Linked DNA regions of Mus musculus: region 1 is linked to region 2. Evidence: chromatin loops called from intact Hi-C (ENCODE). Cell type or tissue: left cerebral cortex. All regions are shown on one strand. Links, peaks and the distances in the headings refer to the core of each region. The heading gives the core; the rest is flanking DNA.

Evidence for each region. Hi-C counts contacts between places; a loop is a spot of excess contacts. Peaks named below come from ENCODE experiments on the same cell type or tissue, not always from the same donor. Only the 100,000 strongest peaks of a DNase experiment are listed, where the experiment ranks them.
Region 1: a loop joins it to region 2, with 9 times the contacts of the local background. A loop is called at or near these places in 3 of 42 quality-filtered maps.

What each region holds. Positions count from the first base shown.
Region 1 is chr5:87,777,359-87,790,000 of GRCm38, forward strand. Csn1s2a (casein alpha s2-like A) reads left to right here. Exons shown (of 14, transcript NM_007785.2): 3 at 85-111; 4 at 699-725; 5 at 814-855; 6 at 1,599-1,625; 7 at 2,645-2,668; 8 at 2,751-2,795; 9 at 4,405-4,530; 10 at 7,207-7,230; 11 at 7,929-7,955; 12 at 9,232-9,354; 13 at 10,371-10,416; 14 at 11,165-11,440. The coding sequence ends at 10,382. Among named protein-coding and RNA genes, the nearest start is that of Csn1s2a, 9.2 kb to the left of the region's middle. In left cerebral cortex, for the core only: a CTCF peak has its summit at 5,562 (motif pointing right); a DNase peak (open chromatin) is centred at 5,509.
Region 2 is chr5:88,358,021-88,370,662 of GRCm38, forward strand. No RefSeq gene overlaps it. Among named protein-coding and RNA genes, the nearest start is that of Amtn, 12 kb to the right of the region's middle. In left cerebral cortex, for the core only: a CTCF peak has its summit at 6,944 (motif pointing left); a DNase peak (open chromatin) is centred at 6,936.

The sequences.
Region 1 (12,642 bases), core at 1,685-9,684, 580 kb before region 2:
TTTCCTTTAAATTTCACTGTCTTAAGCAGTAGAAAAAGAAATAAGCCATAAATGTTAAATTTGTGCTTATTTTAATTTATACAGGAAATAAAGGATAAGTCCTCCAGTGAGGTAAGAGCCTTTATTATGAAGACTAGTTCTGCTACCTAATAGTAATTATATATCCTTGCTCATTCAGATTTTTAAAAATAGCAATAATACCACTATAAAAACCATAGAGAAAAAAAAACAATGTTCACCCATTGAAATAAAAATTATTGGGAAAATAAACCAAACCATACAACAGCATCAAATGTAGGTACTTTTCCTCATACTAATGGTGTCATAATACAGTGATTCTGATGTTAGCCCAGGAATCTGATTGTGTTGTTAATTATGATGTTATTGTGTTACATCGACTGCTGGAGTGTTGAATGCAGACAGGTCTGCTCCTCTCTTCTTCCCTTGCTTCATAACCAGATTTCAGTGCAATGGCACCCAACATGATGATTTTACTTAAACATCAAATAAATATTTTTTTAAAAAATACAAAGTGTAGCATAATATATACTTATAGTTCATTTTGCTTCCTGTTGTCACTTCAAAAATCATTACTGTAAAAGTCATAAATTATATAGTCACTATTCATCAATACTTATTTTGGTAGTATGGGTAAAAGATTTTGCAAGTAATCAATATTTATTATCATTTTTTCCAAGGAATCATCTGCCAGCATCTACCCAGGAGTAAGTCATAGCTTCTTATATTAAATATACTTTAAAATACTTTTCAATTTGTATGGATATAAAATTAATGTCATTTATTTCTTTTCAGAAGTCTAAGCTGGACAATAGCGTGTTCTTCCAAACAACTAAGGTAAAATTCGTTAATTAATTAATGTCTGCACTGCTGATTTGTCCAGATGGTTACCAGTTTTTTTCAACTTTTAACTTCAAATGGTCAGTATTTTCATAATCTTAATTAGCAATTATGCAATAATGTGAAAAGGTCACATAAGGATAGCTGTGTTTTTTGAAGCTACATTTTCAAAGGTTTATTTCAATATAAGCCCATAAAGTAGAGATAAAGTATTAGTATACTTCTCTCTAAGGAATATGGGTTTTCTCTTATTTCACACATAATATTGTAGGGGTAATGTGCCTAATTTTTTGTAACTTAGAAAACCACGGATAAAATGATGGGAGACTTTTATTCATCTTAACTATATGTCATTAACAATACTCATACTTGTTATGAAATGTTACTAGTCTCCCACAGACATTTCACAATACTCTCTTCTAGTCATTTCACCTCTAGTTGCTTAATCTAGCTGCACTAATTTTATTCTTTCCTGTTCCTCTATGTTTACCAAACTCCATTTAGATACCTGATAAAGTAAATCCTTTCCATATATTTCCCCAAATATGCTTAATATTCAATGCTTATAAATCATAATTTAAATGCATTATCTATATCCTTCTCATCTTGCATATTAGTAATCCAGTAGGAAATTAATATGGTATGGAGTTAAGGCAAATGCTGCTTCTTGAGGAATGTTGTTGAGGAAGCTGTCTTCTTGTCACCAATTATTTTGTTTTATTTTTAATTTATTTATCAAGGATTCTGCTAGCAGTTCATCCAGTGAGGTAAGACATTGTTTCTTCTGTTTTATTTTTTGAGAAATAGTGACTTGACCATTGTGTTACATAATCACTTGATAATTCCTAGGAAATGCACATATAAATATTCAGTGGAAGAAAGGGGTCTCAAAAATTATTTGATCATGACTTAAATTGTCTAAAGTCATAACGCCATGAGTAGTTCAATAAGAAACTCTGGTTAGGGTTAACGTTTCTAAATTTTATTAAATCTTTGATATGATGCTCTCATATTAAATGTGGAAAACCATTTCAATAGAGCCAGAAGGTGGTTTGGATCAGATATTCTATACGTTGCCAATACTTTCTACACCTATGGTTGATAAAAGCAATGCTGAAAGAGTGAAGTATGCCTTAAAAGGGGTTGACAGCACTGTGTTAGGTCTCAGTCTAGAGTCCCATGACCTTGGATGATGCCTAAGGTCTTCATAGCCAAAATCTCATAAAACAGGTTTTAGCCTTTCTGTATATAACTTAGTCTCAGACTGTGAGCCTCCAGCCATATCTGACACTGTGCAAAATCCATGAAGCTACCAACCAATCATGCTCCATCTCCAAACCCCTCTCTCCCATATTTTTCAGGAAGAGACTCAGGGTCTCACCATAACTTTGTAACCAAGGTTGACCTTGATTCCATAGTAAATTATACTGACTCAGATACAGAGTATGCTGAAATTGCAAGCATGAGTTAACATCAATGGCTGTTCTCATTTTTGTTTATCACTTTCATGCATTCCATGTTTAGAAATAAAAATATCTGAAAAAAGTAGTATTAACCAAGTGTTAAATTTAAAATATATTCTAATTATGCTATTATTTTTGTTGAGGAAAAAGGAGGCTTAGAGAGTTCTGACAAATATTTAGTTTATTTGATTCCTACATGATTGAATATCATAGTCCTGGGTTTGGAATATTTAAATACTTACCCCTGACTTTCTACTAAAATCATCGATATTTAATTATTGCTATATTACTTGAAAAAACCTACTATTCATGTTTTCCTTTAGGAATCTTCCGAGGAAGTCAGTGAAGTAAGTAGTTATAATTCGACTAAGTAACTTTATTAGCAACAGTTCTGTCCATATCTCTCTGACATAAGCAATATTTTAACAGAAAATTGTACAATCTGAAGAACAAAAGGTCAACCTAAACCAGCAGGTAAGTTTATCTTCATCTTATCATTTCTTCCCTATATGTTACACCAAATTCTGACAAAATTTGTTACCATAATATGTGAACATTATCTTTTAAAATATGGAATTTTAACAAGAACCAGGTAATCTAACTAAACTCAAAAGGATTTTAAAACTCAGAAAAATATTTTTAACTGATTTACTTCAGATATCTGTGTATTACCTCAGTCATGTAATTAGTCCAAATGCTTGTCTTTGAATCAATTAAAAAAAAAAAAAAACAAGACAGATAAGGACAAAGACCCCCCCATCTCCAGGAGACAACAGAAATGTATAGTTCAAGAAAGAATGAGAGTACTGAAACTGGGCAAATCCTTTCAACTAGAACTCCTCCAGCAGTTACTTAACTACTCCACACTACATCCTCCTTACCCCAAAATGTCCCACTAACACTACAGGTTGTCCAGGTGTAAAGAATAATTGCAAGCTACACAATAAAAAAGTTTCTAAAAATAAACAAAAGGATAACATTCATTGATCTTATACATGAAGATAAAAACATCCATTCTTAAGACTATCAGAAAAAAGCTGGGCATGGTGGCGCATGCCTTTAATCCCAGCACTTGGGAGGCAGAGGCAGGCAGATTTCTGAGTTCAAGGCCAGCCTCGTCTACAGAGTGAGTTCCAGGACAGCCAGGGCTACACAGTGAAACCTGTCTCGAAAAAAAAAAAAAAAAAAAAAAAAAAAAAAAAAAAAAAAAAAAAAGACTATCAGAAAAAAGGTTTCACATATATAAAACAGCCTGTTTTTTGTTTTTTTTTTTTTTTAAAAAGTTATCTAATACTTTTTTCTCACATATCTTTCTTGAGTGTTGTCCTCTGATACTATTCTCACTTTGGTGCCCATCTGACATTGACACCCCAGAAAAGAAACAGCAATATTCTACACATGAACGTAATTGGTATCTGTGTGCACTGGAAATGTGGGAGCTTTGGGTTTTGTTTTTTGTTTGTTTGTTTTGATTGGTTGGTTTGTTTTGTTTTGGTTGTATGTTTGTGTTTATGTTTTTTGTTTTGTTTGGTTTGGTTTGGTTTGGTTTGGTTTGGTTTATTTCTGATGTGGTTCAACTTAATGACATAGTTATATATAGGCAACTAGCCATGGCCAAACAAAGGTCTAGATTTCAGGATGAGATCTGAGATAAGTTCCCTATACAAGCCACTGTATTCATCCACTTGCCTTCTGGAAAAGTGATGCTGTAAGACATTAAGATGTTATCCTGTAACAAAGAAAGTACAAACATCACTGTTTCATAGTGCAGGCATCAACCTTCTTGAGCCAAATGTGAAAGGAGAAATTGTGATGTCAGATATTCCCTTGACAATTCTCAACTTCTGCATTTACATATTATTGTGTCTTTCACATACAGTAAAGCTTATTTCCAGGGTCCTAAATTAATGCCATCTGCAATTCTAAAATCCCCTTTAATGCATTGCATTCTATAATAAAAAATTCTTATGCTTTGTCAAACTGGCATAGTTTTGATATTTATAGAGATTTGATTTCATACAGATAAACTTGACCTATGAAGAATAGTCACTACATAAATACTGGTGCATTTATTTCCTTCTAGAAAAAATTCAAGCAATTTTCCCAGGAGTCTTCCTTTTCCCAATGTTGCACACCTCTTCACCAGCAGCAGCAGAGCAGTGTGAACCAGTGGCCCCAGCCTAATGCCATCCATAACACGCCCACCCAGGTGAGTGCTGCACTTCTACTTTGTGTCGATTTTACTGCTATCTTCATTTGAAAATAATTAAAATGGTTAACTGAAAAATACGTCCCAATCAATTCAAATACAGAAAGTAAAAACCTTTTACACAACATTTTAATAACATTTTCTAGAATATAAATTAAATCATATAACAATTAAGACCACTATTTAAAAGTGCTACGAATGATGCAGAGAAAAAGTAAATCACGCAAAACCATTCATGTGTGATTCGAAGTGTTTATGACAGAATGCCGTCTTTAAATATAATCTGAAGTCTAAGTTATTCAACCCAATTTTTAAAGTTCTACTTGATGTCTTCATTTCAGTATGGCTTTTGGCTTAGAGAAGCCTTTGAGTCAGGAGACACAGGTGTCATGTGTGTAACAACACAGAATGCAGCATCTTGTTCATAGCTTTACATGTGAAGTCAGACATACAGGGAGCCAGCTGCTGAACTAGGAACATAATCTATCCCCTTCCTTCTTTGTTTGGATTGTGAATTATTTTCCTAAGTGCCTATTATATAAAGCTAAGAAGCCATCATCATTTTACAGCAAATAACCTTTCATATTGTCTGGAACACTAGATAACTGTGACTATCTTTTTTATTTTATTTTTTTCACTTACATTCTGATCACAACCCCCTCCCTCCTCTCTCTGCAATCCCACTCTTACAAATCTCTCTCCTCATGACCCCTTCTCCTTCTCTGAGGAGAAGAGGAGTCCCACTTGAGTACCACCTCACCTTGTGGCATCTGGTCCCAGCAGGTATAGGCTCATCCTTTTCCACTGAGACCCAACCATACATTCCAAGTAGGAGGGAATGGGATCCAATGGCAGTGAACAGAGACTGAGTCAGCCGCTGTTGCACTTGTTAGGGGAGTTATATGAACATTAAACTACGTATTTGCTACAGTTGTGTACAGGGTCTAGGCCCAGATCCTGCATGTTTTCTGGTTGGTGGTGTCCTAGGCACTTAAAATCTGTATCTGAAGTAGAAACGTTTTAGTGTTTTATTTTGTCCAGGAGATGGCAGAGTTGTGATGCAAATACTGTACATTAGTTAGTAAATCTCACCTCTTAGCCAGCAATCAAATAATAGGCCTTTTTGCCCCCCCCCCCACAGCAGAACAAGTTATTTAATGTATAACTCCTTGCAATAGTAACCTTTCATTTTGAGGATTTCGTTTATGAGCAATGAAGTTGCATCAATCTGATCCCCCTCTTTCCTCTCCCACCTCAAATCCAAGACTGTTTATTCTTTAATCAATTGTTTCATAGAAAGCATATACAGGCATGTATGTATGTATGTATGTATGTATGTATGTATGTATGTATGTAACTTACTGGGATTGGCCGCCCTATCAGGAGGCCTGTCCTGGAGAAGATGGTTTCCCACGCTTTCAGAAATCATTGTCTGTAGCTCTTAATCCAGAGCTGAGACCCCATGAGAATCCCTGATCCGTGTGTGCATCACAATTGATGTTGCTGTCTTTAGCTGTTATTTTAGGCAACTTTATTGTAGAGATTTCCTAGGTGCAGCGTCCCTGCCATACCAAGAAGACACTATCTCACAGCAGATTCTCTGGTTCTCTAGCTTTGACAATATTTTTTAGTTCATCAATTTCTTCTTTCTTAGGTCCCACTTGTCTTAATAACTGTCTTCTTAATTTTTGTTTGGTTGGTGGCTTCCTCAAAATACTTTTGCTTGGCTAGAGGTAAATTTCAGTTATAAATAGGTGGCAAAAATACTATGACTTTGTCACATTTCCATTCTTAAGCTATTTGCATCAATAAGCTATTTTGCTTATTCCTTCTAGACTAGAAGATGCCTGCTTCATACCACTATTTCCAACACTTATTATAAAACTAAGTTCATATTTCTTAACTGTGGAATATAGGATACTAAAATATCATGGCACTCTTTATCACATTTCCATAGACAAGACACTATGATTTTAAATATGACAGTGCTATTATCTATTGCTAAACCCTAAAGCTACTCTCAAATATAAGACATATTTAGAAAAAATATTTTTTAAAGGCAGAATCATTTGTATCTTGCTATTATAGACAGATATAGGTATTTTTCCAATCAATCACAAATGTACAAGAAAGGGTTATTCTACTTAATTTCTGGGTAGAACACACACTAAAACAGAAAAATAAAAATCTTCTGAGATAAGTTTTCTCTCATGAAAACAAAATCCAATACCAGATAACGCTGCACTAGAATTAAAACTCTTATTTTATACATAAGGTTAGACTCACAGAAACAAATTTTTATGTAGCAATGATAAAAATCTACATGGGAACAGACAAGTGCAGAGTAATGTTCAAATTTAGCAAGAGAGATTTGCACAGCACTGGATCATATCAAATCACTTCCACTTTGGTTGGCAGTCACTGAACTAAGTCATGCCCATTGATAGTTTGTAATCTGTGCTTTTCATAAATGTAATCGAGTTCTCATATCAGTGATGACTTTGAAAACGTCTATTTATGTCAAATGCCAGCTGCCTAAAGTCACCTAGAATGGCATCCCATGGCTTACCTAGTTTTATTCCCTGTATTTCATTTATGATAATTGAGAGGAGTGCTAGAGAAAGAACTATTTCACTACAGAAATAATTTGTATATTATTTTTATTCCTCTCCCTAGGAATCCATCAGCACCTCTGTGGAGGTGAGTCATGGCTGCTAAAGTTACAAAGATTTTTAAAGCTGTGTTTTTAATTTTATAGTTAGTTATTGCAAGAGTGTTATTTACTTAGCACCAAAGTCTGCAGGACTAAGTTGAACTAAAGTCTAATTTCCTGTGAGAAATGGAGATCTTATTATTTAGGGTTTCAATTGTTATAATATAGTTTTAAGTGTACTATTATTAGAGTTACTTAGCTAAGCTAATATTTACTAATTTTTCTGAAATTATCTCTCATTCAAAATTGTATATAAAGTCCACCCAAGGCACAGGTATGAATATTTTATATACAAATACTTACTTAGCATAATTGTAGCAAACACAATATTATTTAGAATGTTTTGTTATGCTAATAAAGTTGAACTCATAATTTTATCCATTTATTTAGGAAGCATGTAATCAAATACTAGCTCATTTAAAAGATTCTTGAGAGTGGAAACAAGACAATGAGTAAAACAGGCAAACTCCATTTAGAGTTTGTATTCAAAAAAGCACTAAATGTATGATTCTATTATTTGAAGAATTCAAACAGATACGGATATTTTATATACAAATATACAAACAGTGAACAAATCATTGTCCTTAAGTTTATGGCAGATGGGCTATTTCTAAGAATAAGTTTGGAAAAGTAAATAGAGTTTTCAAGTCACTATGTTTCATTTTTTTTGTTTGCTTTCTTTAAGGAAATCCTGAAGAAGATTATTGATATGGTAAGTTTTTTTAGTTTTATGTGATTGTACGTGACTTAAAATGTTTATAATATTGTTACTGGCTATAAAAAACCTGTCTATAATTCATTAATATATAAAAAATGTGCATAAATCTCTTATTCAAATTATCACATCATTCAATCCCAAGACAATATTATTTTAAAAAATTGAAGTAATTAAAATTTTGGCATTTTGATATGAATGTGTTTCTGAAAGTAAATATGGTCTATATTTTAAAATCAATTACTTGATATACTCCCTGATGATTGTAGAGATACAAGCATAGAATATATCTTTATTTTAAATGATTTAGATTAAGTACTCACATAGTAAAACTGCATCACAGTTTTTCTCTGCATCCAAGCTTCTCCTTTTCAAAATTAAGGTGTTTCAAGTGATTAGTGTCAAACAACAGCAGATTACGTATCCATATACGGAGTCTAAGATCTCAATAAATTAACACAGGCTTTATAGTTAGAGTACTTACCTATGCTCTGTTACCCTGGTGCAGCATTTAATTACTCTGCTCTTGTTATCTACTTTATCTTTAACTGAAAAATAAATACAAGAATAGAAGAGATACTCTAAAGATTTTTGTAATATATATAAACTCTGTCATAAAATGCTGAAGATACAAAAATGATTTCAGCAAATTCTACCACCCTTCCATTAATAGCATATCACAACCATGCACACATTCACTGGAAATTAAAATAAAACTTTCCATTCATAAGAACTAGGACTCCATGTTGGAAGCTGTACTTATCTTCTGGACTTGTCCACAGTAAAATCAATTTAACAAGCTTTAAAGAATTGAGTCGAAGTACATATAAAATATATGGCAAGGGCTATTCAGAAAGCTCTATACATACTCTATAGAGGATGCAAGGGAGTGATGTTAAGAGAGACTGAACAACCAGATCAGAGGCATGGCTTCCCCAAAATCATTGTAATAAATCATTCTAACATTCTCCAACTGTAAAGGCCAGACATGAAAACATACGTGAAGAAAATTATCAAGCTTATTAAAATGTTTTCATTTCTTTCTGACATACAGAATTTCCTTTAACTTTTACACTGCCTGTGTATGAAATAATAATATTTCTTCCATTTAACAGTGCATTCTATAACACAAAAATGGTTATGATTTTAGAATAACTTTTGTATAGAGTCTTCCTGGAGTAATTTAGAAAGTAGCTAATATTAGCTTCTGTTCCTCTCTGTTAAGAAGCTTAGATTAACTTGAGTATTTTTTTGATATTTTCATTTCTTTTAGATCAAGTACATCCAATATCAACAGGTCACCATCCCCCAACTTCCCCAAGCTCTTCATCCCCAGATACCTGTGAGCTACTGGTACCCCAGTAAGGATTACACCTTCCCAAATGCTCACTATACGGTATGTGCCTATGAAAATATGGTAAAATATAATATTAGCACATAAACAATATAATTAAATATAATATAAATACAGTCATCGGGCTCACAAAAAGTGATGTAATAAGATGCAATAACATTTGTTTCACATAGAAATAAACTACAGTTTACGTTTAAAATGTCAAGGACATTAAACTCATTATTTAATTGGAGCACTTGTAATTGTAACAAGAATAGTAATTGTTGATTGTAACAGTCATCAACAAAGAATTGCATTGATAATCTATTTGCATTTCTTACATGCAGTAATTTTCAGGAAAATGAAAGATTCAGCAGTGCACAAAATGTGTCCCTTTTATTTTTATTATTTTTAGTTATGTGCATGCTTATGTGACTGTCAGTATGGGCATATGATTGCAAACCCACATGAGTAGCATATCCCTCTAGAACTGTAGTTATGTGTGGTTATGAGCTACACAGCATGGCTCCAGAGAATGGAAATCAAGTTCTGGGCAAGAAAAGCATGAACTTTAATTACTCAGCCATCTCTCCAGTTCCAGCTTTTCAGAATAAATATCGCCTTCATTTGTACAGTTATTTTCTGTGGTATAAGCATGGAGTATTATTAATTTTATAAATATCCAAAGGTTAAAGGAGCAGAGTGATTTGCAAGTTGTTCTCGGTAGTTCTGCTTCCATACACTTGCTAAAAGGCCTCAGGCTTGCTATGCTCTTTCCCCACTACCATGCATAGAAAAGGATGGAGCACAAAACTGAAAAGTTTGTATAATTATTAGCGATTTGACATTAAATCCTTAGAACTGAGCCCTAAGTGTGATAGTTATCTTCAAGGTACTTCCAACTTTTACTTTTTGGATTGAGTTTTCTGCTAGGAAGCAACCATTAGATAAGCTTCATCATAGAATGTAAAATTTGTACTTTAGTTTCAATGTTAGATACCTAGAAAGAATATAAGATACTTTATGTGAAAGGCAAAGAGTCTTAGAGAATTAAAATGTATTGTACTTTCTTCTCTCAGAGATTCTACTAAGATTCCTAAAATAACTGCTGCTACCTAGCTATAGGTAAGTGCCGTTTGGATGGAACACTGAGCAACATTTTCAGCAACAATTCCAGAATAGCACACAACATTGGATGGAAAAAAAATCACACTTCAACTATTTAGTTATATTTTAAATTACTGCTTCACTAAAAATATTGCAAGTTTTGCCACAAATTCTTGATTTTTCAATTGGTTCTCTGTATAACTTGGATGCATATACTAATTGGGTAAGTAAATTATATGAAAGTTCCCTTGTGGGATGGAATGAACTCAACCAGAAGTAATAAAACTGAGCAGAAGATGTCAAAGCACCAGTGTCCATGTTGATGCACACTTGATATATTGCTTTGCACCTCACATGAAATGTCTTCCTCACAGAAGACATATATGTTTAGCCTTCTGTACATAGAGATGAAGGTATATTTCTAAGTATTCCTTCTTAAAGATTTTAGGCTATTTATAATTTCTCCTCTTTAGAATAAGTGGTATATCTGGGAGTGTAGGTATGTCTCAATTATTGTAAACATTACATATGATAACTTTTTAAAATTGTGTGGGAAAATTAATTCTTAACTAGACCTTAGTAATAATTAACAGCTACTATGTCAGCATTAGTGCATCATTACTACTTCATCAATTAGAGTTAGTTATAAATAATTACATTTTGCCACCCTGTATATTTGAATGTTCATGTAGATCTCATATATATGCATATTGTATAATTTTGGATAATATGTTTTTATAATCCATTATTTTCCTTTTGTTCATAGGCTTGAGTAGAAAATTGGTTTCTTCGTGGTTTCCCCATCACCTCCTACTATTAACATTCCCTAAGATGCTTCTTGAAAAGACAACAATATTGAGCCAGAAGAAGAGAGAGTGGGATATTTTCTGTATTGTTTGTAATCTTTTTGGATTGAGTTGTGTGTTCCAACTTTGGACTGTGGAGCCGTATTAACTGCATTGTTTAATTGAAGTCTTTTCAGTACTACTTCTGAGATAAGAACCAAAATATCTCTCGCCAAGACATTAAAGTTTTAAACGCATTTTACCGTGTGATCTTTTCGCCCAGATTCACATTGAGACCAGGCCACTCTCAATAAAAACAACCACTTCTTGGAAAATACGAATGCAATAACCATAGAGGGCAAGGATTTTCCAAATTTTAGGTCGTTAACTCTAAGTTGTCCTTTCATATCTTTGAATGCTTGGAGATTTATTGGCTTTAATCATTTCCATATTCTTACCAGTGAACACCAATAGTTTAACTTTTTTCTTGCTTCTCTATCCATACACCTAACTCACCCCAAAATTCTGCCACAGTTCTCACTGTAGCCATACTCTCTGCTTGAGAGATAATAAAGCTGGAGAGGCAAGTTAGCCTTGACAAATGGAAACATTTAATAATCTTCCATCAGGAGTTTTAAAGAACTATGATATAATGAGCAACTTTTTAAAAAGATATGTAATAACTTTTTTATTACTTATATTTATTTATTTATTTACATCCCAGATGTTGTCCTTTCTCCTGGTTCCCTTGCAGAGTTCCTCCCATCACCCCCTGTCCATTTCCCCTCTGAGAGAGCATTCTCCTCTGCCCCATATTCCTCCACCCTGGTGTGTCAAGTCTCTGTAGGATTAGGGCCATCCTCTCCCTCTGAGGTCAAACATGAGAGCCCATATGTGTCAGGGGTTACAGAGAAGCTCGTATATGCTCTTTGGTTGATAGATCAGTCTCTGGGAGCTTCCAGGGGTCCAAATTATTTAATGCTGTTGGTCTTCCTATGGAGTTTCCATTTCCTCGAGGGCCTTCAATCTTTCCTGTAACTCTTCCATGGGGTTCTCCAATCTCTGTCCAATGTCTGTTGTTTTTCTGTGTGTATCTGCATCTGTCTCAGTCAGCTTCTGGCTAAAGCCTCTCTCACAGAGATGCTCTGCTAGGTTCCTCTCTGCAAGCACAACATAGCATCACTAATAATGTGAAGGATTGGTGCCTCCCCAGGGGAAGGGTCTCAAAATGGTCTGGTCATGGGCCAGCCATTTCTTCAGTCACTGCTCCATCTTTGACCCTGAATTTCTTTTAGACAGTACTAATTTTGTGTCAGAAGTTTGGTAGGTGGGTTGATGTTCCCATTCTCTGACTAGGGGTCCTGATGGCTACAGGAGGTAGTCTCTTCAGGCTCCATATCCCAACTATTGAGAATTTCTGCTAAGGTCTCCTGCATTGAGTCCTGGGAGCCTCCCTCAT
Region 2 (12,642 bases), core at 2,370-10,369:
GGGTTGCTTCAAGTTTCTCTCCATTTACTTTGATGTTGGCTACTGGTTTGCTGTAGATTGCTTTTATTATGTTTAGGTATGGGCCTTGAATTCCTGATCTTTCCAAGACTTTTATCATGAATGTGTGTTAGATTTTATCAAATGCTTTCTCAGCATCTAAAGAGATGATCATGTGGTTTTCCCCTAAGTTTGTTTATATAGTGGATTATGTTGATGGATTTCCATATATTAAACCATCCTTCCAATCCTGGGATGAAGCCTACTGGATCATGATGGATGATTGTTTTGATGTGTTTCTGGATTCAGTTTGAGAGAATTTTATTGAGTATTTTTGCATTGATATTCATAAAGGATATTGGTCTGAAGTTCTCTCTCTTTCTTAGGTCTTTATGTGGTTTACATATCAGAATAATTGTGGCTTTATAGAGTGAAATGGGGAGAGCACCTTCTGTTTCTATTTTGTGCAATAGTTTGAGAATTGGAATTAGGTCTTCTTTGAAGGTCTAATAGAACTCTTCACTTAACCTTTCTGGTCCTGGGCTTTCTTTGGTTGGGATACTATGAATGATTGCTTCGATTACTTTAGGGGATATGGGACAGTTTATATCATTAATCTGACCCTGATTTAACTTTGTTACATGGTATCTATCTAGAAAATTGTCCATTTCATCCAGGTTTTCCAGTTTTGTTGACTATAGCCTTTTGTAATAGGATCTGATGATGCTTTGGATTTCCTCAGGTTCTGAGTTTCTTAATTACGATACTGTCCCTGTACCCTCTAGTTAGTCTGGCTAAGGGTTTATCTATCTCATTGATTTTCTCAAAGAACCAGCTCCTGGTTTGGTTGATTCTTTGTATAGTTCTTTTTTTCCACTTGGTTGATTTCAGCCCTGAGTTTCATTATTTCCTGCTGTCTACTCCTCTTGGATGAATTTGTTTCCTTTTGTTCTAGAGCTTTTAGGTATGCTGTCAAGCTGCTAGTGAAATAGAATTGGAATAGAATGGAATAGAATTGAAGACCCAGAAATAAAGACATACACTTAAAGACTCTTGATCTTTGAAAAAGATGCCAAAAAATGCAATGGAAATAAGAAAGCATCTTCAACACCTGGTGCTGATCTAACTGGTTGTTTGTGCGTAGAAAAATGAAAATAGACCTATATTTGTCATCTTGTACAAAGCTCACAACCAAGTGGGTCAAGGACCTCAACATAAAACCAGATACACTAAATCTAATAGAAGAGAAAATGGGAAAGAAGCTTGAACTAATTGGCACAGGGGTAATTTCCTAAACAGAACTCCAAATGCTCATGCTCTAAGATCAAGAATTGATAAATGTGACCTCATGAAAGTGGATAGCTTCTGTAAGGCAAAGGACACAGTAAAGAAGACAAATCGGCAACCTACAGATTGGGAAAGAAATCTTCACTAACCCCACATCTATTAGAGGGCTAATATCCAAAATATATAAAGAACTGAAGAAGCTAACCACCAAAAAAAAACAAACAACCCAATCAAAAAATGGGGTATAGAACTAAACTGAGAAATCACAGCAAAGGAATCTTGAATGGCTGAATAGCATCTAAAGAAATGTTCAAAGTCCTTAGTGATCAGAGAAATGCAAATCAAAACGACCCAGAGATTCCCCCTTATACCAATCAGAATGGCTAAGATCAAAGCCTCAGGTGACAAGACATGTTGGCAAGGATGTGGAGAAAGAGGAACACTCCTCCATTGCTGGTGAGATTGCAAACTGGTACAACCTCCCTGGAAATCAATCTGGAGGTTCCTCAGAAAATTAGAAATAGATCTACCTGAAGACACAGCTACACCACTCCTGGGAATATACCCAAAAGATTCCCCACCATGCCACAGGGGCACATGTTCCACTATGTTCATAGCAGCCTTATCTGTAATGGCCAGAAGCTGGAAACAACCCAGATTCCACAACAGAAGAATGGAAATGTGGTTCATTTACACAATGAAATATTACTCAGCTATTAAGAATGAGGACCTCCTGAGTTTTGCAGGCAAATGGATGGAACTAGAAAATATCATCCTGAGTGAGGTAACTCAGACTCAAAATGACATGCATGGTATGTACTCATTAATAAGTGGATACTAGCCAAGAAAAAAAAAAGTACAGAATACCCAAGATATTGTCCACAGAACTCAAAAAGTTCAGCAAGCTGAAGTGCCCAAGTGAGGATGCCTCAGTCCCACTTGGGAGAGAGAAGAAAGCAATCACAAGGGGGTACGGAGGCAGGACCTGGGAGGAAAAGTAGACAGTTGGGAAGGAGTGGGGAGTATAGATGAACCTGATCTGGTATTGGGTGAGGTAAAAAGATTAAAGCCCTGAGGGCTAGCAGAAAGAATGGAAACAGGCAACCTAGGGAGTTAGGAGGTTGGGGGGGGGGACCCTCCAGAATACACAAGAGACCTGGAAGGTAAGAGACTCTCAGGACTCAAAGGGATGAAATGCTTGGATGAAATGCCCGACAGTAGAGAAAGGGAATTTATAGAGCCCACCTCCAGCAGGAAGACAGAGCACCAAGTGAGGGATTGGGTTGCCATCCACAGTCAAAATTCTAACTCATAATTTTTCCTGTCTGAAAGAACTGCACGTATGGAAATAGAGAGGGGCCTGAGGAAAAGAAGGCCCAGAGACAAGCCTGAAGTGAGATCCAGCTCAAGGGGAGGTCCCAAGACCTAATACTACTACTGAGGCTATGGAGTGCTCACAAACAGGGAACTAGCGTGACCACACTCTGGAAGACCCAACAAGCAGCTGAAAGAATCTGTTGCAGATATTTGTGTCCAACCAATGGACAGAAGCTGCTGACCCATGTGGTTGAATTAAGGAAAGGCTGAAAGAAGCTGAGGAGGAGGGCGACCAAGTAGGAGGACAAACAAATTCAATTAACCTGGACCCCCTATATCTCTCAAACAGTGGATCACCAATCAGGCAACATACACCAGCTGATTGAGGCCCCCAAAACATATATAGCAGAGAACTGCTGGGTCTGGGTTAAGTCAGAGAAGAGGCACTAACCCTCAAGATACTGGAGGCCTCAGGGAGTTTAGAGGTCTGGTTGAGTTGGGGTAGAGGTGGGGACATCCTCATGGAGACAGGGGGTGGTAAAGAGGTATGGAGGGTGGAGGGAGCAGATAAAATCTATAGTGTACATAAATAGATAGATAGATAGATAGATAGATAGATAGATAGATAGATAGATAGATAGATAGATGACAAAAAGTTACACATAAAGTTAAGGTTTTAACATTAGTTAGCAGACCACTTAATTTTGTTTCACTATTGCAGGCCTTTGGCTAAGATGATACCTTGTGCATTGCTTGAATATTTTCCTTAAAGAATCTAATACTTCAAAATAGAATTTTATAATCAGGATACATGTCAGCCCTCAAGCCTCAACTATGCTCACATTGAGAAACAATGCTGTACACCTCATACCATCAAAAATGCCCACATAGCCATGAGGAGGTTCTGATTGGATCCTAGCAGTCAGGCCACATAGTAACATGCCATTTGAATAATTCATTTCTATAAACTTGGCAAAGGCACTGTAGATAGTTATAACTGGGAACAGCCACATCCCTCCTTCCCTCTCTTTTTCTTAAATATTTTTATTAGGTATTTTCCTCATTTACATTTCCAATGCTATCCCAAAAGTCCCCCATACCCTCCCCCCTACTCCCCTACCCACCCACTCCCACTTTTTGGCCCTGGCATTCCCCTGTACTGGGGCTTATAAAGTTTGCATGTCCAATGGGCCTCTCTTTCCAGTGATGGCCGACTAGGCCACCTTTTGATACATATGCAGCTAGAGTCAAGAGCTTCAGGGTACTGGTTAGTTCATATTGTTGTTGCACCTACATGGTTGCAGATCTCTTTAGCTCCTTGGATACTTTCTCTAGCTCCTCCACTGGGGGCCCTGTGATCCATCCAATAGCTGACTGTGAGCATCCACTTAAGTGCTTGCTAGGCCCCGGCATAGTCTCACAAGAGACAGCTATATCTGGGACCTTGCTGCATAATCTTGCTAGTGTATGCAATGGCTGTTTATGGGATGGGTCCCTGAATATGGCAGTCTCTAGATGGTCCATCCTTTTGTCTCAGCTCCAAACTTTGTCTCTGTAACTCCTTCTATGGGTGTTTTGTTCCCAATTCTAAGAAGGGGCAAAGTGTCCACATTTTGATCTTCGTTCTTCTTGAGTTTCATGTGTTTAGCAAATTGTAACTTATATCTTGGGTATCCTAAGTTTCTGGGCTAATATCCACTTATCAGTGAGTACGTATCATTTGAGTTCTTTTGTGATTGGGTTACCTCACTCAGGATGATGCCCTCCAGGTCCAACCATTTGCCTAGGAATTTCATAAATCCATTCTTTTTAATAGCTGAGTAGTACTCCATTGTGTAAATGTACCACATTTTTTTGTATCCATTCCTCTGTTGAGGGGCATCTGGGTTCTTTCCAGCTTCTGGCTATTATAAATAAGGCTGCTATGAACATAGTGGAGCATGTGTCTTTCTTACCAGTTGGAATATCTTCTGGATATATGCCCAGGAGAGGTATTGCGGGATCCTCCGTTAGTACCATGTCCAATTTTCTGAGGAACCGCCAGACTGATTTCCAGAGTGGTTGTACAAGCTAGCAATCCCACCAACAATGGAGGAGTGTTCCTCTTTCTCCACATCCTCGCCAGCATCTGCTGTCACCTGAATTTTTGATCTTAGCCATTCTGACTGGTGTGAGATGTGTTTGTGGCTGTACTTATGGCATTCATATACATATTTAACACTGTATTCAAGGAGAGGAAAACAGCAGCATTCCTCATGAATGAGGCTAGAGAGAACCCCAGGATTCTCCCCATAATAATGGAAGTTTTGGATAATGTGATTGGGTTTCATTTTCACTAGGTATCTTGTAACTGTCTCTTTTGCACAGACTTAACTTCATGCAAAGGTAGCTTGAAACATAAAAGCCATCATATTCAGTAATAGTGATTATTCTAAGGACAGCTAAATCTTACTCACTGATTCTGATTCTTCCATATCAGCATCCATTACTTATGAAGCCATGAAAGCAGTGAAATACAACCTTGCATTATTAAACACTCACGTTACTATTTTTTACTTGATTTAAAAAATTATGTTTCTTTTTTTTTGTTGTTGTTATGGATTGTGTCAGTTAAAATTAAGTTCATAGGTTTTAGATTTGAACATTTTGATAAAAGAACCTTAGGTAATACATTTAAAAGAACATTAGATCCCAGTAGCCCATAGAGCAAGAGCAGTAAATGACAATTGAGAATGCACAAATTTAAAGGTTGTCAACAGCAAAGAGGAATTAGCAGAATGAGGTGACAGCCTACAAAATGCAGAAAACATCTGCCTGACTTCCATTATGGCGTAGAACTGAAATGCATAGAAAAAGAAGTTTCAATGAGCACCAAAAGAAAATCCAATCAATAAATGGAAACTGAACTAAATGTTTTTCAAGCAGACTGCTGCAATTGGCTTATGTGTGTGTGGGGGGAACATTCAGCATGTTTTACTGTGAGATAAGTACATAGTCATAATGGCTATAAAATTTTAAAAAATAAAAACCACTGAGAAGATAAAGATACTAGAAGACACAAAACAAGGCTAGGTGACCATCACCACAACTAGATAAAGAAATGAATGTGGAATGCATGCATAATAGACTTCTGTTGAACTGTAAAGAGCTTTGTCACTTATAAGGAAATGATCAATTGACTTGGAGACCACATGTTCAACAAATTAAGCAATACTAAGAAAGGCAAATATTGATGTTTTCTCTCATATATGGAATCGTGTGAGTATGTGGGTATGTGTGTGTGCCTTTGAAGACAAAAGGGAAAACCAGGCATATTAAACAAATCTATAAATCTATCACTTTTGAAATGGAAGCAGGAGTGTTAGGACCTCAACTCATCAGGGATGATGCACCTAACTCTCAAGAGACTGGAGGCCCCAGGGAGTTTAGAGGTCAGGCAGGGTGGGGGGTAGGGGCATCCAGGTGGAGACAGGTGGGGTGTGGAGGAGGTGTGGGATGTGGATCAGTTGAAGGAGGGGTGGGGGATGGAATATGGAGTGTAAAAAATTAATTTATAAAAAGAAAAGAAGAAGAAAAGAAGAAGAAGAAGAAAGGAGGAGGAAGAGGAAGAAGAAGAAGAAGAAGAAGAAGAAGAAGAAGAAGAAGAAGAAGAAGAAGAAGAAGAAGAAGAAGAAGAAGAAGAAGAAGAAGAAGAAGAAGAAGAAGAAGAAGAAGAAGAAAGGAGGAGGAGGAGGAGGAGGAGGAGGAGGAGGAGGAGGAGGAGGAGGAGGAGAAGGAGAAGGAGAAGGAGAAGGAGAAGGAGAAGGAGAAGGAGAAGGAGAAGGAGAAGGAGAAGGAGAAGGAGAAGGAGAAGGAGAAGGAGAAGGAGAAGGAGAAGGAGAAGAAGAAGAAGAAGAAGAAGAAGAAGAAGAAGAAGAAGAAGAAGAAGAAGAAGAAGAAGAAGAAGAAGAAAGAAGAAAAGAAGAAGAAGAAGAAGAAGAAGAAGAAGAAGAAGAAGAAGAAGAAGAAGAAGAAGAAGAAGAAGAAGAAGAAGAAGAAGAAGAAGAAGAAGAAGAAGAAGAAGAAGAAGAAGAAAGAAAAGAAGAAGAAGAAGAAGACAACAACGACCCAAAGGACAAAACAGCTACTTGCTCAGACACATTTATGGGGGGGGGGGGGGGCGCGGAGATGTGGAACAATCAGACGGTGGACCTGGAAGTGGACCTGGACTGTAAAAAAACAAAAAACAAACAAACAAAAAGATTAAAAAAGAAAAAAGAAAAGAAATAAAGATACTGGAACAGATGGTTCAGATTAGAAAAAGCATGACTGTATCATCGGCGCCCTCTAGTGTTCCCCATCCTCAATTGCAGCATATGTCTGGTTGGTTTTCATTTGCTTGACAGTAGGTTTTTGCTTAGTTGGCTGGTTAGTGTTGATTGATTGGTTTGTTAGTTGACTGGTTTAATGGGTAATTTTTTCAGCCACAGTCTTAAAAATCTACAACTGTGGAGTTCAAGCCACACCACAGCACAGTTCAAGTTGAAAATTAAGAGGTTTAATACATTTTTTAAAACATTCTGTCTTATTAATGAACAGGAGCTTTCAGTCAAATATCAAAAATGGCAAAAAAGAAAATTACGGTCACCAGCAATAGCCTTAAGCAAAATGCAGAAACATTATTTATTGAAATGTGACTTCTGAAGAAACCATGCCTTTCTGGGGGCTTAGATAGCTCTCCCAGACAGAAACCTTAAGCATGGACTACAGAAAGGAAGGAACAACAAGAAAAGCCATACATAGCTGCTCTGAATAAATGCTACTTCATGAGCTAACTTTCAGAAGTAGCCCTTAAGCAACACTTGAACGTTTCACATACATTCTCTACCTTATACTAGAACAGTGTTCACTGCTAATTGGTTAATTTCATTTCTCCACTGAATTCTACTTGTACAAGGGGAGGATATATTGCTTAGGAACAGAAAGTCTTTGAAAGAAAACACTGCTCATTTATTATACCACTTTTGAGCATGCACAGATGAGATAAGATGACCTTTGGGTAGTAGTGAAATAACTTTATAGATTAATATGTCAGAAAGTTAAGTTATCTCCTAGGCAAATGGATGGACCTGGAGGGCATCATCCTGAGTGAGGTAACCCAATCACAAAAGAACTCACACAATATGTACTCACTGATAAGTGGATATTAGCCCAGAAACTTAGAATAACCAAGATACAAGATACAATTTGCAAAACACATGAAACTCAAGAAGAACAAAGACCAAAGTGTGGACACTTTGCCCCTTCTTAGAATTGGGAACAAAACACCCCATGGAAAGAGTTACAGAGACAAACTTTGGAGCTAAGACAAAAGGATGGACCATCTAGAGACTGCCATATCCAGGGATCCATCCCATAATCAGCCTCCAAACGCTAACACCGTTGCACACAATAGCAAGATTTTGCTGAAAGGACCCAGATATAGCTCTCTCTTGTGAGGCTATGCCGGGACCTAGCAAACACAGAAGTGGATGCCCACAGTCAGCTATTGGATGGATCACAGGGCCCCCAATGGAGGAGCTAGAGAAAGTACCCAAGGAGCTAAAGGGATCTGCAACCCTATAGGTGGAACAACATTATGAACTAACCAGTACCCCCCAGACCTCGTGTCTCTAGCTGCATATGTATAAGAAGATGGCCTAGTCAGTCATCAGTGGAAAGAGAGGCCCATTGGTCTTGCAAACTTTATTTGCCTCAGTACAGGGGAACACCAGGGCCAAGAAGTGGGAGTGGGTGGTAGGGGAGTTGGGGGGAAGGGTATGGGGGACTTTTGGGATAGCATTGGAAATGTAAATGAAGAAAATACCTAATAAAAATTTTTTTAAAAAAGGTAAGTTATTGTTAATAGCATAAAAGATCAAAAGAACAAAGACTTGGAATTAGGTTATAGAAAGGGATTCTAGCTGCATCTAAACTTTACATATTGACTAGTGGTTCCTGCCCCCAAAACACAAGAATCTGTAATATATGAGGCTGTTATAAAATGGATGGGTGATACTGAAGTTTTTAAAACAACACGTTTAGAAATCAGGTTCACAATCAGGACCTGGGAACCCAACAGGCTCTGGGCATATTCATCCACAAAAAAATGACTCTCAGCATAACGTTGGATCTTAAACCTCAATGACAAAATTAACACTGAGCACCATTAGGAGGCAAGGATCACTCTAGGTTTCTCCAGCCATATGCACCTCAACTTTAAGGCGAGAAGGAAAATGCCTATCTTCTATTTGAAAAACTTAAAATGGTAGCAATATAACTGAACTTTCCTAAATATATTTTTTACTAAATAGCAAAGCAGTGATTCAAATGCAAATGTTTCTAATACTGATAAGCATTCCACCTCAAGCACTCAGTTTACAGTATTCATCACCTGACCATTATGCCAGGCCGAGGACAGCAGTAGAGGAAACAAAGTCCTACTTTCATAAAATGTGCTTACTCATCAAGACAGCTGCCAGGTATTCAATAAGCAATGCAAACACTTTTTGTTAGAAGTGATCACAAGGAAATGAGCTTGGTGGCATGTTGGAAGGTGACAGAGATCAGTACATGGGCACTGGAATGTTTTGGAAAGGCCTGTCAGAGACTATTGGTTGTAAGGAATGAAATGAAATAAGCCAAACAAACTAGAAGCCAAGGATTTCAGACAGAGGTAAAACCAGGTCAACAGCTCTATTGTGCTTAAAGGAACAGGGGAAAGATGAGCACCAGCGACAGCATAAACTGTATAAAATCAATGGGGTTTTGGTTTTGTCTCAAAATATGAAGCACATTGGTATCCCGAAGAAAATCATCTAAATGACATCTTTCTGAAAGCAGGAAAGAATGGAAGCAAAGGTGTGAACATTGCAATTTAAGGACATCTTGTCCATTAAAGTAAAAAAGGTTTATTTAAAAGACAAAAGAGGCTGAGCAGTGGTGAGGCATGCCTTTAATTTCAGCACGCAGGAGGCAGAGGTAGGCAGATCTCTTGAGTTCAAAGCCAGCCTGCTCTACAGAGTGAATTCCAGGACAGCCAAAGCTACACAAAGAAACCCCTTCTCAAAAAGAAAAAAAAAAGTGAGAGGAAGAAAAGAAAACAAGAAAGCCCTCTGACTGATAGCTTTTTTTCTCTCAATATTGCTCAATTAAAGGATGTTAGGACATGAACTAAAGGAATAGAAAGAAGATATATAAAGAGAAACAAGCCCAAAACATGGGTCCTTAGCTAGTTGCAGTGGTACCATAAATCAATGATTGTCTTAACAACCATTTGCTCAGGGTCTGAAATAGTGAAGTCTTGCCCCTAGAACCACAGCTGTCTAAGCAATATCTTCATGGCCAACCTCTGAGAATTACTGGAGATGGCTATGCATAAAGTCAACTGGAATTACTAAAAGTGCTTGCCCAGACCACTAATCTCATGTTAGCATTGCCACTTACTCATAAGGACCACATAATGTATTTTTCAGGCTTAAATATTGGTCTTTCTCTTGTATCCCAACTCCTACCAAATGAAATTGTCTAATAGTTTAAAAAGCAAAATGAAGATTTACAAGGCTGCTGCATCTGTGCCTGATATTTTGCCTTTATTCCTCTTGTGATGACACAGTCAAAACCCAATGTCTCCATTTGAGCTCTATGTCCAAAACAACCCTTCCTTCCCAGTATTGTTGTCCTTGTAGATACCTTGCTATTTCTATCTTCTGTTACTAATCCCCTTTGGGATTATTATTATAAATGATGTATGTATTCTAGCATCTTTATGTTTTGAAGGAAGAATAGAGGAACAGAAAGTGCAAAGAAAGGAAATGAAATACAAAGAAGGAGACTCCATGCAGCCCCTTTAGACAGCATTCAACCACAGCACACAGATTTCTAAGTGAAGTCTGATGATTCTGCTGACGTGGTTCTTCCTGTGTCCACTGATGTGCCTTCCATTCACATCTCGGCATTCTCTGATTCTGTCTTCATCTTCATGACTCTAGTTTCATAGTGTACTGCTTTCCTATTCTGCTACTAGGTGGCCACAATTGAGTTATCATGCCCGACATCTGAGGAGTTCTCCATGCTCTGATATTTGATCTTTTTAATTTCATGTATGTTTATGATATCTACATCATTTCTCCCCTCCCTTTTCTCTCTCCAATCCCTCCTCCACTCCTGCATTCCCTTTCAAATCCATGCCCCTTTTTTCTTTAATATATATATTATTTATTATATATATATACATTTAATATATATATATATACATACATGTGTATATATGAAATATACATATTTATATATGTGCTGCTGCTGTCTTCTGTTGTTCCTGAGTGTTTGAATTACTTCACATTGTAAAACCACTCTCTGAGTGTGTCCCCTCAGTCTCTGTGCCTCTCTGTCTGTTGTAGTGACTTACCCACCTCTACACACATTCCACAACATTATATTCCTCAATAGTGAACCATTTATTCTTATTTCCAATCAACTAGTAACTTTCAGCCTATTGGGTGAATCTAGTTGCTGGAGAGATGGCTTAAGGTTAAGAGCCTCTGCTGCTCCTGCACAGGATCCAGACCCAATTTCCAGCACCCACACTGTGGTTCCCAACCAACCATAACTAGAGTTCCACGGGATCCGACACCCTCTTTCTGACTTCCTCAGCCATTCACATAGTGCACATACATACATTCAGGTAAAACAGTCATAGGCATAAAATAAATAAATCTTAACAATTTTTTAAATAAACAACTGTCAGACTGGACCTTGTATATTCACATAAAGCCCTGCAGTCAGTTAAGAATACCATCTATCAAAATAGATTGACAAAAATTTCAATTACCAAAAATTTCATTACCCAACACCATCTTTAAAATTATCTGATGAGCCCAAATGTACAATTCTATAAATTAACAAAGCACATGGACAAATTTCAGAAAGTTTTTCTTTCTATCTCCTCTGTACAAACCCATGCCTGTGTTCAGCACTTTTATTCCTAAGCTCTCATTCTGAACTTTAAAGCATTGCTGTAGCTTTCTTTGTCCTGTCAGAACCTCTTGGATAACTCTGCACCTGCTACAAGTTCCACACGGTAACATCTAGAGACTGGCACCTGCGACCCTGAAATGAAGCAATCTCTCCGAAGTTAGGTGACTCTGCATCAAACTTTGAAATCACGGAATTTCCTTATGCCACAGAACCTCATCCTGGTCTCTGATTTTGAAGCTAGGTATTCTTCTAATTAATATCACAAATCTAGAAGTCACTTCTGTGACTGTTCACTGTTTCCCCACACTAGCAAAACTTTATCCTCCCCTGCAGCTTCTTGTCTTACCTTCTCTTGGTTTGGTGCTGTTCTTTGGGCTTAGAATTGAGCATCTACTGTTGACTTGAAATTAAGATATTATTAAGATATTAATATTTTATATTAAGAGAATATAATATTATTATATTCTATCAAGCTGAAGGCAACTGTTTGTGGAAATTTGATAGAGACTCATTCAGAATTTTAACAATAATACATAGTGCTATAACAAAGTGCTTGCTTACTTGGCCAAGAAATATGGACACATTTTCCCAATATACACTCTGAACAAAATAGTTTTCTTCCATTAAGTAGAATTTTAGACAAATAATTAAATTCCTTGCATAGCCTCCACCCAATTACTTCATAGAAAACTAACTCTGTTTCACATTTCTAAGCATATCTCCTACTTTATTCTTGGGTACCATGAATTGGTCAAGTACTTTTTTCTATTTTTATAAATGTAGAGACAGAAGCAGGTATATATTCACTCAGTTCAAATCATTAATGGATAAAGACTCACAGTACTCCTTTAAATCTAATATTTCAAAAGAATAACAAAAATAATCTTTTAAATTATAATAAATTCGTAAATTTATGAAGAAAGTCATAAGTTCCAGTACTGCCTCAGAAAAAGAATAGACTGACCCCAAATCAGGAGAGCAATAGAATGTTTTGACGAAGGTGCTAGAATCAAGAAGAACATTTGATATTTGATAAGAGAAAGGCAT